2 separate regions of the Mus musculus genome follow, and region 1 is linked to region 2. The links are chromatin loops, found by intact Hi-C in ENCODE. Cell type or tissue: heart. All regions are shown on one strand. Each heading gives the region's core, and the rest is flanking DNA. Links, peaks and the distances in the headings are about the cores only.

Region 1 (7,468 bases), core at 1,492-5,491, 880 kb before region 2:
GTTCTATCTGCATGTATGCCTATGTGCCAGAACAGGCATCAGATCTCACAATACATGGTCGTGAGCCACCATGTGGTTGCTGGGAATTGAACTTAGTACCACTGGAAGAGCAGTCAGTGCTCCTAACCACTGAGCCAGCTCTCCAGCCCTGCAGACAGATTTTTACTGTAGCTCACAGGGTCTAAAGCTAGGTGAGACTGAAAATTCGCTTTTCTCCTCAAGTACCTTCCAGCACCACGAGCCCTGGTCTGTAGTGGTGCAGCTTCCAGTTAAACACCATCTTGATCTCTCCATGTTCAGTAGCATAAGTACATGTTGTATTTAGCATTTCCGCCAAGTCTTACTCAGCTCTGAACACTGATGATTTCCACAGAGATATACTTCTCTTGAGCTTGCCTTTGACTAGATTGTCTTCGTGAATGGTTTCAGTTCAGTCTGCCATTCTCTCCCTCCCCTCCCCTCCACTTCTTCCTACTTCCTTTCATCTCTGTATTCCTATCAATGCCCAGTGTATTGGGATGGAGTGAGAAAACGAGACCTCCTGGGAGGCTGCTACAAGGCATTGTAAGCGATGAATAGTGCGTTCTAGAATGATGTGTTTACCTTCTAAAGATCCGATTGCAACTCAGATTTACAGTAGATGGGGTTATTGGCTCTTTTGAACGTTGAGGGTGAGAAGAATATTGAATTTGTGAAGTAGAAGACTTTGAGGATGGTTTACAAGAAGAAACTGCAGAGTCTGATACCCTGTCAGGATCCTGAACCTCAGAGGTAATGTCAGCCTCAGCCTCAGACTGGTATCCAGAACGCCCTTCTGAGAAGGTGGTGGATGAAGAATGGGAGACTATGGATAGATTTTTGAACTGGCCAGGGCCCCAGCTCCTTAGTCTGGTCAACACTGTTGCAATATAGAGGTATCAAGGTCCTGCTGTGGCTAGGCAATGGCCCTAACCAAGGTATCTGAAGTCACTGTTTATGTCACATGAAGACATAGCACACGTGAAGTTTCTTAAACATATGTTCTTTACTAGTTCAACGTTATGTTTATATATCACGTCAGCTTTAGATCAAGGATAGCGTATGCATCCTTTAGAGAAAGCAGCCCAAGACCTGAGCTTCTTCAAACATCACATGATTGTGTGAGCTCATTGCTCTTCAATTCTTTATTCCTCATTTTGAAAAACATTCTTAGATAAGTTTACATCACTTAAAAGACAAAAGTGAAAACGCCATATCGCTTTCAAATTTATAAACAGAATATACATTTCCCCGGTTTATTTGGTAAGAGCATTTCATTTCCCATAAGCTAACAGACACAATGTAAAGTGTAGGCGCGACAGATTTAGCATAGACAAATAGAGATCAATCAAAATCAAGCAGTTGTTTGACTCCAAGGTTTCACCTTTCCTTTTGACATTTTTATTATTTAATTATTTGTGTGTGTATGAGTGTGTGTGTGTGTGTGTGTGTGTGTGTGTGTGTGTGTGTGTTCACTTGCCAGGAAGCATGTGTGGAGGCCAGAGGATGACTTGCTGGAATTAAGTTCTCTCTTTCCACCATGTGGGTCCCAGGGTCTGAATTCAGGTCCTCGGGCTTGGTGGCAAGTACCTTTGCTGGCACAAAGACGTTGGGCCAAGCCAGCTTTAGCTTAGATCCTACCATTTAATAATCATATAACCGTGGGCAAGCTTTTCAACTTTCCTAAGCCTCAGTTTCTGTCCTTGCTAGATCGAATGATGCACAGGATTCTTCTGTGGGCATGCAGTGCTAAGGTGCGTTACTCCATTCTGCACAGCCATAGTGTACAGTCAGTCAGCAGTGAGGTTTTGTTTTTCTTTTAAAGATACAAAATCTATCAGATGACTACAAGCTATCATTAAATACAACACTAAGTCTGTGTTTACAACAGTATTCTTGGGCTTTCAGTGTTCTCTGAGTATTAAGGAAACACCCTGTCTTTCCCTAAGATTGTGTTGGAAATCGTTCAGGAAAGTCATTTGTCTTTGTTCTCCTAAAGAGTTCCAGGAAAGGAAAGGCTGAAATTTTGTCGTTTTAGATCTATAGCTATCAACATACTTTCATTATCTTAAAATAGCAAGGATTTTTTCTTTTTTTGGTTTGGTTTGGTTTGGTTTTTAATGAAGCTGAACTTCACTGGGAACTATAACACCTAAAATCCGTATTGCAAATGTCTTCTTGGGCAAACTAATTGCTCAGTGGGTAAAGGTGTCCACTAAGCCTGATGACCCAAGTTAGATTTACAGAACCCACATGGGGGTTATGGCTGGGGGAACCATAATACGTGAGGAACAGTATTAAAGGGTTGTGGCAGTAGCAAGGCTGAGAATCAATGAGTTTTGACATTAGGGTTTCCACCTTCAATATCCCTAATGTCAAATATCAGGAGGGAACTGATGCTTGCAAGGTGTTCTCTGACCTACACACACACACACACACACACACACACACACACACACACACACACACATACACACACACACACACACACACACAGACACGCACACGTGCACGCACACATACACACACACACACACACACATACATACACACACACACACACTCAGACACACACACACACACTCAGACATGCACACGTGCACGCACACACACACACTCAGACACGCACACGTGCACGCACACACACACACACACACACACTCAGACACGCACACGTGCACGCACACACACACATACACACACTCAGACATGCACACGTGCACGCACACACACACACTAATTAAAAATAACAACAGTGCGTTTATTTGTAGATAAACATCATAGGCTGTGTCTTCATTCTATTTCTGTTATCCTTGATAAGGAAGGCAGAGCAGGTATCGCTCCAGCCGCAAGCAGATGAAGTACAGCTGAGAGCTGAGAAGGCTCCTGGACCCTGTTCACCTAACTAATGAGCCCAGGCAAGACACCACACCGCTGGTTACAGAGCAAACTGCCCTATCCCCACAAGCTTTCAGGGGAGCTGGAACAAGGAAGAGAACCCCTAAGCCATTCCAGTGACGTTCTTCTCAACAGATTGCATGAATTTACCCACGTAAAAATGACAAAGAGACAAAAATGAGAAGACAGCAGTATTTTGGATTTTAAGAATAACAACAACAACAAAAAATGTTACTTAGTCACACATAGGCAGTGGTGTTGCATATTTTCATGTCATGGTTATTCATATGGAAAGATTTTATTTCCCTGTACACTGTCACTTATTCTTTGCACAGTTTTCTTCATGGTTTTAATTAGTTAGTTAGTTAGTTAGTTAGTTAGTTAGTTAGGTTGGTTTTTTAGTTTAGAGGAGGGGTGTTGGTTGTTTTTTGTTTTTTCTACCCAGCCAAGTTTTAAATCTGCTCAGTGACCAGAAGAGGGCAGTATGAGCTAACAAAACAGAAACCACGCACCGCACCCTCTAAGCCACTCTGCTTGTTCTGTTCAGACTCTGTGTCACTATCAGGTTTGCAATGTTAACTAAAACACTAAAAACTCATTAAAGACAGGAACGGAAAGGGCAGAGGTGGAGGGACGAAGGGAAGGAGATGGCTTTTTAAACCTCCTTATTGGAATAAAATGAGGTGAAATGGCTGTAAGAAAACGTGTTTAAGCACTTGCTGGGTGTGGACTCTGAATTAAGTGCTGCAAAATTGCTTCCTGGAGGGAGAGAGTAAAGAATTCAGACCACTTTCAACTGGACCTGTTCTTTACAGCCTCTGTTTACCTATTTATTTAATAGAGGCTTTGGGTCCGAAGGCCATGCCAGGACCTGCCTGGGCCCCAGACACTCCAGACCCTACATGGGAATGCGCTGGTGACAAGAAGCATAAAGAATAAAAGCTAAGGGTGAAAATGCAGGTGGTGTGTTCGATGCTTGCTTAAAATGCCTACACACACATGGGTAAAACATGTCTACCCTATAGCCTTAAGGACTGGAAGAAAGAAACGTGCCCTTGATGTATTTGTAAGTTATAGAAAATATAGTTAGAGTAGTTTCTAGGTAGCGCCAGAATACAACTTGGCTTAGTCCCCATCTTTACTGTGGCATATTTGATGGGTGACTCTTCATAGTCTGAGGAGAAAACAGGAGCCAAAGAGTCAGTGTGGTAAACTGTCTCAAATGTTCAATAGTATGTAGTTCAATGGTGCATGCATTAGAAGAAAGCACTGCCTCTTGGTGTCTGGGAAGACTGAGGCAGGTTTGAGATGAAACTCAAGGGATTTTGATGGTAGCAATCAGTAGAACAGAAATACAACAAATGAGTGGGAATTTTAGGTAGAGGAAGCCTAGGTAGGCATGTGGGTTGTGTTTAGCATTGTAGAGAACAATCATTTCTAGCGTCTGGATGCCAGGTCCTTCAGGATGGAGCAAGCAGTCTGCAGGAAGGAGAGGCTGGGAGGGGCAAAAGCAAGCTTAAGAGAAAGAGACATCGCCTAGACAGCTTTGAATACACTGCACATTCACTGTGTGGATTTGATGTGGAACCATTTCCATAAAGACTTGAGCCGCCACGTGCTGTGAACCAAGAAAAAGCAGGGCACCTACAGAAAACATGTTTCCATTATATGTACATGTGTTTGTTTCATATGTGCTATGCAGCTGTACAACGATGTAGAGGGATATTGAAGGTGGAAACCCTAATGTCAAAACTCAGTGATTCTCAGCCTTCCTAGTGCCACAACCCTTTAATACTCTTCCTCATGTATTATGGTTCCTCCAGCCATAACATTATTTTCATTGCTATTTCATAACCATAATTTTGCTGCTGTTATGAATTGTAATGTAAATATCTGTGTTTTCCGGTGGTCTTTGGGGGGTTGTGATACACAGGGTAAGAAGCACTGCATTGTACCCTAGGCTGTAGATCTGAATAGCAATGTCACAGGACTGCTCCAACAGTCATTTTAACATTGTTTTTTAGCCTTTGTTAGGAGACAACAGTTGACTGCTGTTACAAAGCAACCAGCCTTCCGTTTCCTTCTGCTGTGTGACAGCATGAAAGTCTATCTCTGCCTGCGTGTGTGCATCTGAGCCTGCCTTCTAACACTGTCCCTCATGGGTATTCGTTTCAGAATTATTAGGCAAATGATAAGATTGGTCCCCCTAAAAATATGTTTCCTGGTATTTTTCACATGGTACAGAAGTGGAATTAACTGGTTTAGGATTCAGCTGAAGAAACACAGAAAATGAAACCTTGCCTGTGTGTGGGCGATGCTCCTGCACTGTGGCTGAAGGATTGCCTAGGAAGCCATCAGGGGTATATACAACACAGAAAATGCCATATTTGTCCTACCATTTTTGTTCTACCCTTTCTGGTTTTTTGTTTCCCCTGATGTGGTGCTAGTCCAATTGATCTTAAAAATCTACCCAAAGCTTAACTCCTACTGTATTAGCAACAATAACAAAAAAACAAAAAACAAAAAAAACAAAAACAGATATAGGTGATATGTTATACTCACGAAACTCCATGGATCAATAGCAGATGACTTTTGTTTTATTTATTTGTGTAGTGTACTCCACCCCCATCATTCCTTTCTATTTAAGGCTTCCTCTTCCATTTCTATGCCTAGGGCAGGACAGTCATTGTTACTACATAAAGAATGAATCTGATACTCCCAAGGTACTTGCCATTATAGGGAACAGGTGTGTGTGTGTGTGTGTGTGTGTGTGTGTGTGTGTGTGTGTGTCCTTGGTAACACATCTGTTTTATTTGTTTTGTTTTGTCTCATTTATAAAATTCAGGCAAGAATGGGCTCGTGCTCATGTGGTGGAATGAAGCCCAGCCTTTGTTAAGATTTAATGAGACAATGCTCATCACAATTTGCTCTTAAAACACGAAGCAAAGTCTTACCTGTGTTTCAGATCAGCTTTCCAGGTTGCTCACCTGAGGTGTTCTGTTGACCACTGGTGTAGGCAGCTCCATGGTTACCATACGCATGCGTCAGCTGCAGTTCCAGGCCCATCACTGAGAGAAACACATTTAATCCTCCTGGAAACCTCCATGAGAACAGGAATATTGTCCTGCCTGTTTTGGAGGAAAGGAAAGTGGGACACAGCATGGTAAGTTCTTTGCCTCAGAGCCCACAGTGACGGCACGAAAGCCCGTGCTCAGCTGCTGTACACCAGAATCTGTGTATTTGACCTGTAAACCTCGTATAGATAATTTGGAAATAATGGCCTCAATTTGCAATGGGAAACTTTTTAACTGAAAGGGAACTGCAGCCACGGAGAAGCTATTTCTCCATTCCTCAGTCCTGAATATTCCTTATCCATCTTTCCTCCCTCCCTCCCTCCTCCTTTCCTCCTTCCCTTCTTCTCTCCCTCCCTCCTTCCTTTCTTCTCTTCTCTTTCCTTTCCCTCTTCCCCTTCCGACTTCTTCTTCCTTCACATTAGTGTCTTCCAGAGGCACAGTGGGTATAAGCTCTAAGAACATGGAAAGCAACAACCTAAACTTAACACACTCAGCCTTCTCACTGGAGTTCAATAGATGTTCAGATCTGACTTCAGCGTGAAGAGAAGTCAGACATTTCACTACCTCTGTATTATCTGATTTGTTCTCTGGAAATATATATTCTGTGTTCCAACTCTCACTCCCCACTAGACCCTCTGCAATGAATATTTGAACCCACACTTAGAAACATCTTTCTTCTCTCTTCCTTGAGACACGTCCAACTCCAGTAGAACTTCTTTCATTTCAAGATCTCCATTAGCATTTGAAGAGCTCAAATTACCAGGTCCCTGCCACAGAGATTCCTGCACATGGAAGCAGCTTATGTGTCCATTGTCAGATGAACAGATAATAAAAGTGTACTCCTTAGGCACAGTGGGGTTGCATCCACCTGCAAAGACAAGTGAAAGTATAAAATTTGTGAGAAAATGGATGGATAGGAAAAAGCATTAAGCAAGGTAACACAAATGGAGAAAGGTCGATGTCCCATGTTCTCTCTCACATGTGCCACTTAGCTTTTTAATGTTTACATGTGTGCATATCGGTGCTCGAGAGTCTGAGTGCAGGCTATGAAACTTGAAAGAAGAGCATGGCCAGGGAAGCCCTGAAGAAGTGAGGGGATGATAATAAGACACATGCAGCATATAAGAAAAGGAGCTGGGAGGGCCACAGAGGGTCAGGGGGTCAGGCACTCAGGGGGTCAGAAGAAAAAGTAAGGGAAAGAATTTTTTTAAAAATTGTTTTAGTGGGGGACTGGAGACATAGTCAGTGGCTAAGAGCATGGGCTCCTCTTCCAGAGGTCCTGAGTTTAATTCTCAGAAACCACATGGTGGCTCACAACCATCAATAATGAGCTTTGATGCCCTCTTCTGGTGTGTCTGAAGACAGCTACAGTTTTACTCACATACTTAAAAATTGTTTTAGTTCCATAATGAAACCTAATACTCTGTATGTATGCTATTTAAAAAATAAATGTTTAAAGACAGACTTTTCTCTACCTC
Region 2 (7,468 bases), core at 2,060-6,059:
CTTCACTCCTCCCTTCCTTCCTATTCTTGTATTTTTAAGAGAAGAGCTGATGGAATTAAGGGGTTTGCAGTCCCCCTTGAGATAGTAGAGTCTTGGCTCTAGTAGACCACAGCAGCGATCACAGGTGTGCTGCTTTATTGACAAGTTAGTGTGTGGGACTTGATTAGTGTCCGTACATACCTGGATGGCACACGCAGCAGCCTACACAGTTCTGCTGCTCATTCACTGGGTTGGTAAACAAAGGTTAAGCCACAAGAATTGCTGTTTTGGCATAAGCGCAAGTCTGCCTATCAGCTGTTCCTCTGATCACTGGAAACATTAGCAGGTGGCACCCTAGCTTATGAGGTCACCAAATTCACACAGGAAGTGGGGGGCAGCTGTGAGCAACTGTGTAGTATGTTAGAATTACTAGACGAAGAACAGCCAAACCAACCAACCAAACACCTTGCCAAAGAAACTATTTTGCGTGGTACGTTAGCTTGCCAGGGCAAAATGCCACAAACCAGATGTCTCACTCAGCAGAAATTTGTTTCCTTGAAGTTCTGGAGGCTCACAGTGCAAGGCCAGCATATTTACTGTCTTCTGGGAATGAATGACCATCTCCCCCCAGTATCCCAAGATGCCCTGCTCTCTGTGCACGAGCACCCCAGTCCAGGTGGATTAGACCCCGTCCTTATTTACGCCTGACATAATAAGATTCCCTCGGTTCCAGCAGGTAGGCCACAGCTCGGAGCTCTTACAAATGTGTGCTTCGCTCCCATCGACATAGCAAGTCCCCAGCATGGCATCTGTCATCCTCTATTAGTCCTGTGAATACTGCGGGCATCAGTGCCCCACAGTCACTGTGAACTGCTGGTGGCTGTGGCAGTGCGGACTGCACACAGCTCTGTTTCTCTCTTGGCCTGACCTTGTCTTCCATCAGGACAGATGGGGAGCCAAGTTCTCTTTCTTGGCACTTACTGTTCAGCTCCAGCGGCATCTTGTCAGCCACACTAGGTTTCTGTGCTGTTCCCTGAGCCTGAACATTCTGTCACCATAAGAATTCCCTAGTACCCACCTTTTGGATCTAAAAGAAGAGTAATGTGTGTGCCAGTAAAGGCTCTGGCTGCAGGGAGAGCTTAAGAGAATGCCGTCAGTACTTTCTGAAGGAGGCCGACTGTGGTCCTAATAGAAAGCTGTCTCAGATAGGGACCACGGTGACCGTGAGGCCCAGGAAACAGGTGTTGTGGCCTGAGAAGGCAGGCAGGCCTTGAGGTAAGGGGTAGTTGCCAGAGAGGCTAGGTGTGCCCGTGCGGATCGTTCAGGAACAGAGAATAGGACAGATTGAGATACGGGGAACCAAGGTTGGATGGAGGGAACGGATGCATGACTTGCAGTTCATGCAGTCATTCAGCAAACACTGTCCATCTGCTGAATGCCAGGTGTCCGAGTTAGGGTTTTACTGCTGCGAACAGACACCATGACCAGTGCAAGTCTTACAAAGGACAACATCTAGTTGGGGCTGGCTTACAGGTTCAGAGACTCAGTCCATTATCATCAAGGAGGGAGCATGACAGAGTTCAGTCAGGCATGGTACAGAGAAGCTGAGAGTTCTGTGTCTTCATCTGAAGGCTGCTATGAGGAGACTGCTTCCAGGCAGCTAGGGTGAGGGTTTTATAGCCCATACCCACAGTGACACACCTACTCCAACAAGGCCGCACCTATTCTAACAGGGCCATACCTTTTAGTAGTGCCACTCCCTGGGCTGAGCATATATAAACCATCACACCAGGTCTGTTCCACATGCAGGGGTTACATCAGTGAATAAACTATAACTCTGTATCTCACCAAAGTTGACATTGTAGCAGAAGAGGAGGAGGAGGAGGACCAGGAGGAGCAGAAGAAGGATAAGAAAGAGGAGAAGAAGGAAGAGGAGGAGGAGAAAAGGAGGAGGAAGAGGAGAAGAGGAAGAAGAGGAGGAGGGGGAGAACTGTTAGCTATTAGATACATTGTAACCACCGCACATAGTCCCTCAGGCCATTATCTGTGTGTGTACTCATTCAGTCCTCAGGATGGCAGGACTAAAGGGTACTACTATTAGCAGCCATCTTTTCCAGATGAAGAAAGCAATACGTAGAGGGCTTGTGTAGCTTCCAAAGCCATGCACCCATGAAAGATGGAGTTGGGATTGATGCAGTCTGGCTCCAGGGTGGATAGTCTTAACCTCAGACTGCGAATGGAAAGGCAGGGGTGGAAGGCCACTGTTACCCATGCCGGGATGAAGGCTTCGATGGTGGCCGTGAGTTTATGATATTTACTTGTAGGTCAGGAATTGTCTAAATTCGCCACGTTCCAAAACGGTACAGCTTTCCAGTGCAGAAGATGTGGTCTGGTTTGTTTTGTTTTGTTTTGTTTTGTTTTGTTTCTTTGACTCCTGATGGACTGTGGCTCCACTCACTGGGTCCTCACTGTAGCTCCATTTTCCAAGAAAGTCATTTCTGTGACTGCTGAAATTCTGGTTACCGAATACACTTGTGGGATTAAACCCGGGCCTGGAATATCTCAAGCACGCGTTCTACCACTGGGCTATAGTTTATTATGAAATCCCTAAAATTGGAGGATTTTTTTCTAGATTATTTTCAGTGGATTATCTACATTTTTAAATAAAGCTCACTGGAATGTTTCCTATGAGAGAAAAGATGGAGGACCCAAATCCAGGGCAGCCTTAGAAAGAAGGCCTTGGACACCAAAAAGCTCCTGGAGTACCAGAAACTGCCAGCCAGAATCACACCCAAATGCTCAGATGCCAGCTGTGGGCTGCTCTGTTCAGGACACTGTGAATTCCTTACAGGGACGTCCATCTGTCGCACCACATGGCGACTTGGTGGCAGAACAGGTCTTCCTCCAGTTTACGGCTGATGTTCCAGCTTGGGGCAAGGGGGATACATAGTTAGGAGCTTGGATTAAGTTTGGGCTTGCCTTAGTCAGAGTCCTGGCTCCATCACTTCAAGGCTGTGCCATCTGAGTAAGATACTGACCTCCTCAGAGCCTGAGCTGCTTCACAAAGACTCATGTGCCATTGCTGACAGGAGTCACTGAGTCATGGGAAATTTAGGTCAAAATAAAAAACACTGTACAAATGCGAACTTGTTACCGCCAACCAACCTAATAATAGTTACCTAGTTTCTTTTTTTATTCCACAACCAGAGAGAAATAATTTCTCCCCCGCCCCACACATAACGTTTTTATTGATTCTCTGAGAGTTTCACATCCTGCACCTTGATCACAATCCTTTCTATGTAGACATTATTTTCTTAATGTTTTAAAACCTTTCTAGAGAAATATTTACATTTCATTCTACACTACAGAACAAACCCAAAGGGAATTGATTATCGGTTAGGTCCTTAGTCTATTAACCCATGAAAAGCTTTAATTTTTGGGTGTGTGTATCTCGTATGTGTGTGTTGTGTGTTCTGAAGTATATTATGGGATGTATGTTGCATGCACACAAGTGTGCAGGTGCATGCACACGTGGAGGTCAGAGGCTGGCCTTTGTCTTCCTCTGTTACTCTCTGACTTACTAACCTTAAGACCGTGTCTCTCACTGACCCGGAAGCTTGCTCTCTCAGCTAGGCTGACTGGCCAGTGCACTCTCGGGATCCACCAGTCTCTGCCTCATGATGCTGGGGTTACAGGCAAGTGAAGACAAGACCCCTCTTTCCGCGAGTGATAGGTCCTCATGCTTTCAAGAGAGTGTTCTTACCCACTGAGCCGTCTCCCTGGCCCCAGTTTTTATTGATTACAGTTTAACTTCTTTAAACTGTATCTCACCTTTCACAAATCGCTGACAGTTTAAGGAATAAAGACTAGGGAGAGGGTTCGGTGGACAAGAGCACTTTCTGTGAAAACGAGGAGCAGAGTTCAAATCCAAATCTCTAGCACTCATAAAAAGCTGAGTGTGGCGGGGCAGGCCTAGAACTCCAGCCCAAGGGGAGATGGAAGATCCTTGGAGATCATTGAGAGACCTTGCATTGATGTAATAAGGCAGCGAGTAAGAGAGGAAGATAGCCCAATATCTGCTTGTGGCCTTCACATGTGTGCATAGCTGCATATAACACACACACACACACCCCTGTGCACACAAGGCTAGAGAGGGCTTTTGCAGGAAAGCTGTGAATGCTGAATTTGTGGGAAAGGCTCACTGTCGAATGCTGCCATTGTTCTGAGGCAGGTTTACCCTGCAGAACATGCTGTCTCAGAAAGGAAAGCCCTCGAATGAGCTGACACAGAGGGGCGGGAGTTAGGGCAGAAATGATGATGACTAAGCGGATGTGGTAGCCTGGACGGGAAGCATTTCCCAGGGTAGAGACTGTGCTGTGTAGGACAGCCACACGCGCATCCAGGCAACATGCTGCTGCTGCTGCTGCTTTAAAGACAAAGCTGATGTCAAAAATAAATGCTTGCTCTCCTAGCAGTTCGCTCTCCTGATATTTCCCGGTGTTAGGAAGTTGCCTGTGAATCCTCCCTCTGGCTGTCATTCAGTTTGTGATGAGAAAAACACAAAGAGTGTAATTGTTCTCAGTGTAATTTTCAAATGTTTCTTTAATGACAGCCTTTAGGCCTTTCAATTTAGACTTTTCTCATGAGAACTTAAACAGGGGACCAAGCTCCCAAATCAAGAATATATGTGGAGAAGGTGAGGGTGTGTTTTGAAATTTTTCATGGAATTCTAATGATGGGAATTTTATTGGCCTGGTGGAGAAACTTAATTTTAATAATACAGTTAGAAAATGCAGTATGAACTAGAAATTAGCTTAATAAAAATTCTTGAAGTTTAATGAGGATTAGGTTTTCTTTACAGGCTCAGTGTGCCTTGCTCACATTAAAATAAAATAAAATAAAATAAAATAAAATAAAATAAAAATCACTTTGAAAGAGAGGTCTATTTAAATATGTGAACGTTTCCTTGGTTTGTTTTTTATAACTGATTACCCAGTTGTTGTTAAGGTGGGGTTCCAATGGTGGTGTCTAACCTGGCCCCTTTTACGACAGGGAGTTGACTTTAAAGGCCATGGAAGGGCCAGGCACACCTTTTGATAGATACACACAGCCAGGAGAGAGGTAGCCGGCTGGTACCCAGCTGAGCCTGGCCTAGAGAACCATGGTGTGTGAGTCCGGAAGACAGAAAGCTCCACGGTTCCTTCCATCTTTGCTCTTGCTTGGCTGCTGCTGTTCGTCTTGTGCTGCTCGTCTCTGCTCTATCTTCTTCTCTTTCCATTGTCATTCTCGACTCCCCTGCATCTACTCCCGTGTCCTTGGGTGCACCCCGACCCTGGGTTGTGACCTTTCTGCAGGCAGACTCGGAGATTAAGATTCCATGGCTCCGTGCCCCTCTCTCACCTTAGTGTCCAATTAAAATTCCCAACAGCAGGATTCTCACCGCCTCAACCTATCCCCATCTGGGCACAGCCCAAATGTGCCCTGGCTACCGACCAGCGTGGGCGTACGGCTGTTTCTCCAAAGACTGGTTACTTCTGGCAGCAGTGATGGCTACTAAGGGGAGCCACAGGGTTCAAAGCATGTTGGGGAAGGCCTCTCGGAGCAAAGGTCTTCTGAGAAAAGACTGAGAAGGGGGAGCTCGCGTGGAGTACAGAGTGACTGAGGCCCTGTCGGGTTTTATTTTCAGGGTGCTGAAGAGCCTAAACTAAAGTGGGAACACATCACAACCCTCATCTCGAGCCTCAGAGAGTTTGTGAGGTCCACTGACCGAAAAATCATAGCCACTACACTGTCCAAGCTCAAGCTGGAGCTGGACTTCGACAGCCACGGCATCAGCCAGGTGCAGGTGGTCCTCTTTGGCTTCCAGGATGCGGTAAGTGCACGGGCCGCCATTTCCCCACAAACTCTGCTCAGGGTCGGTTGGTTATAGAAATGGGATACAGTTCAAATTCTGTTCCCTCTCATTTACTCGGTAAACTGCATTCTCTTCGGATGACAGATGTGAGGTATTTATTGAGTTCCCTCAAAGATAAGAGACTCACACAGCTGAACCACCATGGGAAACAGCAAGGCTTACAGACATTCATTCCCAAGACTGGGTTTCTCCTTAGGATCATGTGTGGGCCTCTAAAGCATAGTGCACATTAGTCGTGTTTTGTAATGCTGAACAAGAAGTGCCATCTAGTGGCCACTGAGAGAAATGCACTGTTACACCTGGGAATGCTCAGTGTTGAAATGCTCTCTCTCCCCTCAGCCCCCAAGGCTTTTCTCTGGTTTCCATATAGGACATTCTTAACAAGTTCATTTCGTAAATATCCACTATTTTCCCACCATAAATATAGTTTGGAAAACAGGCAGTTGGTGAGTGGAAACTACTCGTGATCTAATGAGAGATCACTGACAGTCTTATGCAAGACAAACCAGAAGTTATTCTGCAAGTCTGATTCAAAATAGACCTTTGTAAGCCACTGTCAGACACACAAGGTATGGGAGGCAGGAAAAAATATCTGGTGGTGCCTGTATGCAAATATAAAATTGCACTGTGTGGTTTTATTTAAATGTTTAATATTAACTTGTAATGTATTACTCCTGTGTTAGGTAGTTTCTTGACATTTGTATTTGAAACAAGAAACAATCCTCCATTCCAAACTGAATCTTCATCCTTCCACAGTCACTGGTGTTCTGAGTGGAAACGACTTGGTGTTTCTGCTGTGTGAAGAACAGGAACAAGATTCTCCTGACTGGACCGAGGTCCTAGAGAATCCAAGCAGGGCCTGTCACTAATATTAAATGCTAAGGCATGCTTACACTGCAACTATGGCAACCCAGCCATCTACCATCCAGTGCAACGATGTAGCTGATTTGTGCCTGCCCACACATTGGCTTCTGGGCAGGAGGTTGGGGAGAATTCAGAGTGAGAGCTAGTTAGCTGTAATCCTGAGCCTTGGGCCCAGGTCAGACATAGTCATGCAACTCGCTCAACCCAGTTTCACTCCTGGCCTGTCAAGTGCTCTTGTTGGGTAATACGCTGTGTAATGCGGCAGTGAGCAATACGCTGTGTGATGAGGGGATGTGCAGGGGGGCCATGGCTATGAAGGATTCACACTTGAAATACTCCCATGTTCTAAGTGATAGCCTGGTTAGACACATAAGCAGGCAGATCCATTTAAGAAATGGAGGTACTGCAAGCTCACTCTGAAAGAATCCCCTGGAGCAAGTGAGGTCCAAGAAGTAGTTCATTTCCTTGGGAGCAACTGCTATGCGAAAGGCCTCAGGCCGGCTCTCTCCTAAACCGGGTCGTTTGGATGAGGCTGGACCAATGGAAAGACTGAGCTGCTGTCATTCTGACTCTTGGCACGAGTTTGGAGCTCAGCCACCATTTTCCAGCTTCCACCTGGTTCTCTAACCGCAGCCCTGCTTACATAGGTGACATTGTGAACCGGGAAGAGTGACCCAATCCAGATGTTAAGGGAATTCTGTCCAACCTTTA

Evidence for each region. Hi-C counts contacts between places; a loop is a spot of excess contacts. Peaks named below come from ENCODE experiments on the same cell type or tissue, not always from the same donor. Only the 100,000 strongest peaks of a DNase experiment are listed, where the experiment ranks them.
Region 1: it touches region 2 in a loop (4-fold over the local background); 5 of 42 quality-filtered maps call a loop at or near these places.

Annotation. Positions count from the first base shown.
Region 1 is chr10:19,236,795-19,244,262 of GRCm38, forward strand. Gm40607 (a long non-coding RNA gene) reads right to left here and starts at 6,759. Exons shown (of 3, transcript XR_871478.1): 1 at 6,649-6,759; 2 at 5,871-6,044. In heart, for the core only: a CTCF peak has its summit at 3,381 (motif pointing right); no DNase peak of the experiment used is centred there.
Region 2 is chr10:20,119,287-20,126,754 of GRCm38, forward strand. Map3k5 (mitogen-activated protein kinase kinase kinase 5) reads left to right here. Exons shown (of 30, transcript NM_008580.4): 24 at 5,666-5,851. Among named protein-coding and RNA genes, the nearest start is that of Map7, 48 kb to the right of the region's middle. In heart, for the core only: no CTCF peak of the experiment used is centred there; a DNase peak (open chromatin) is centred at 4,295.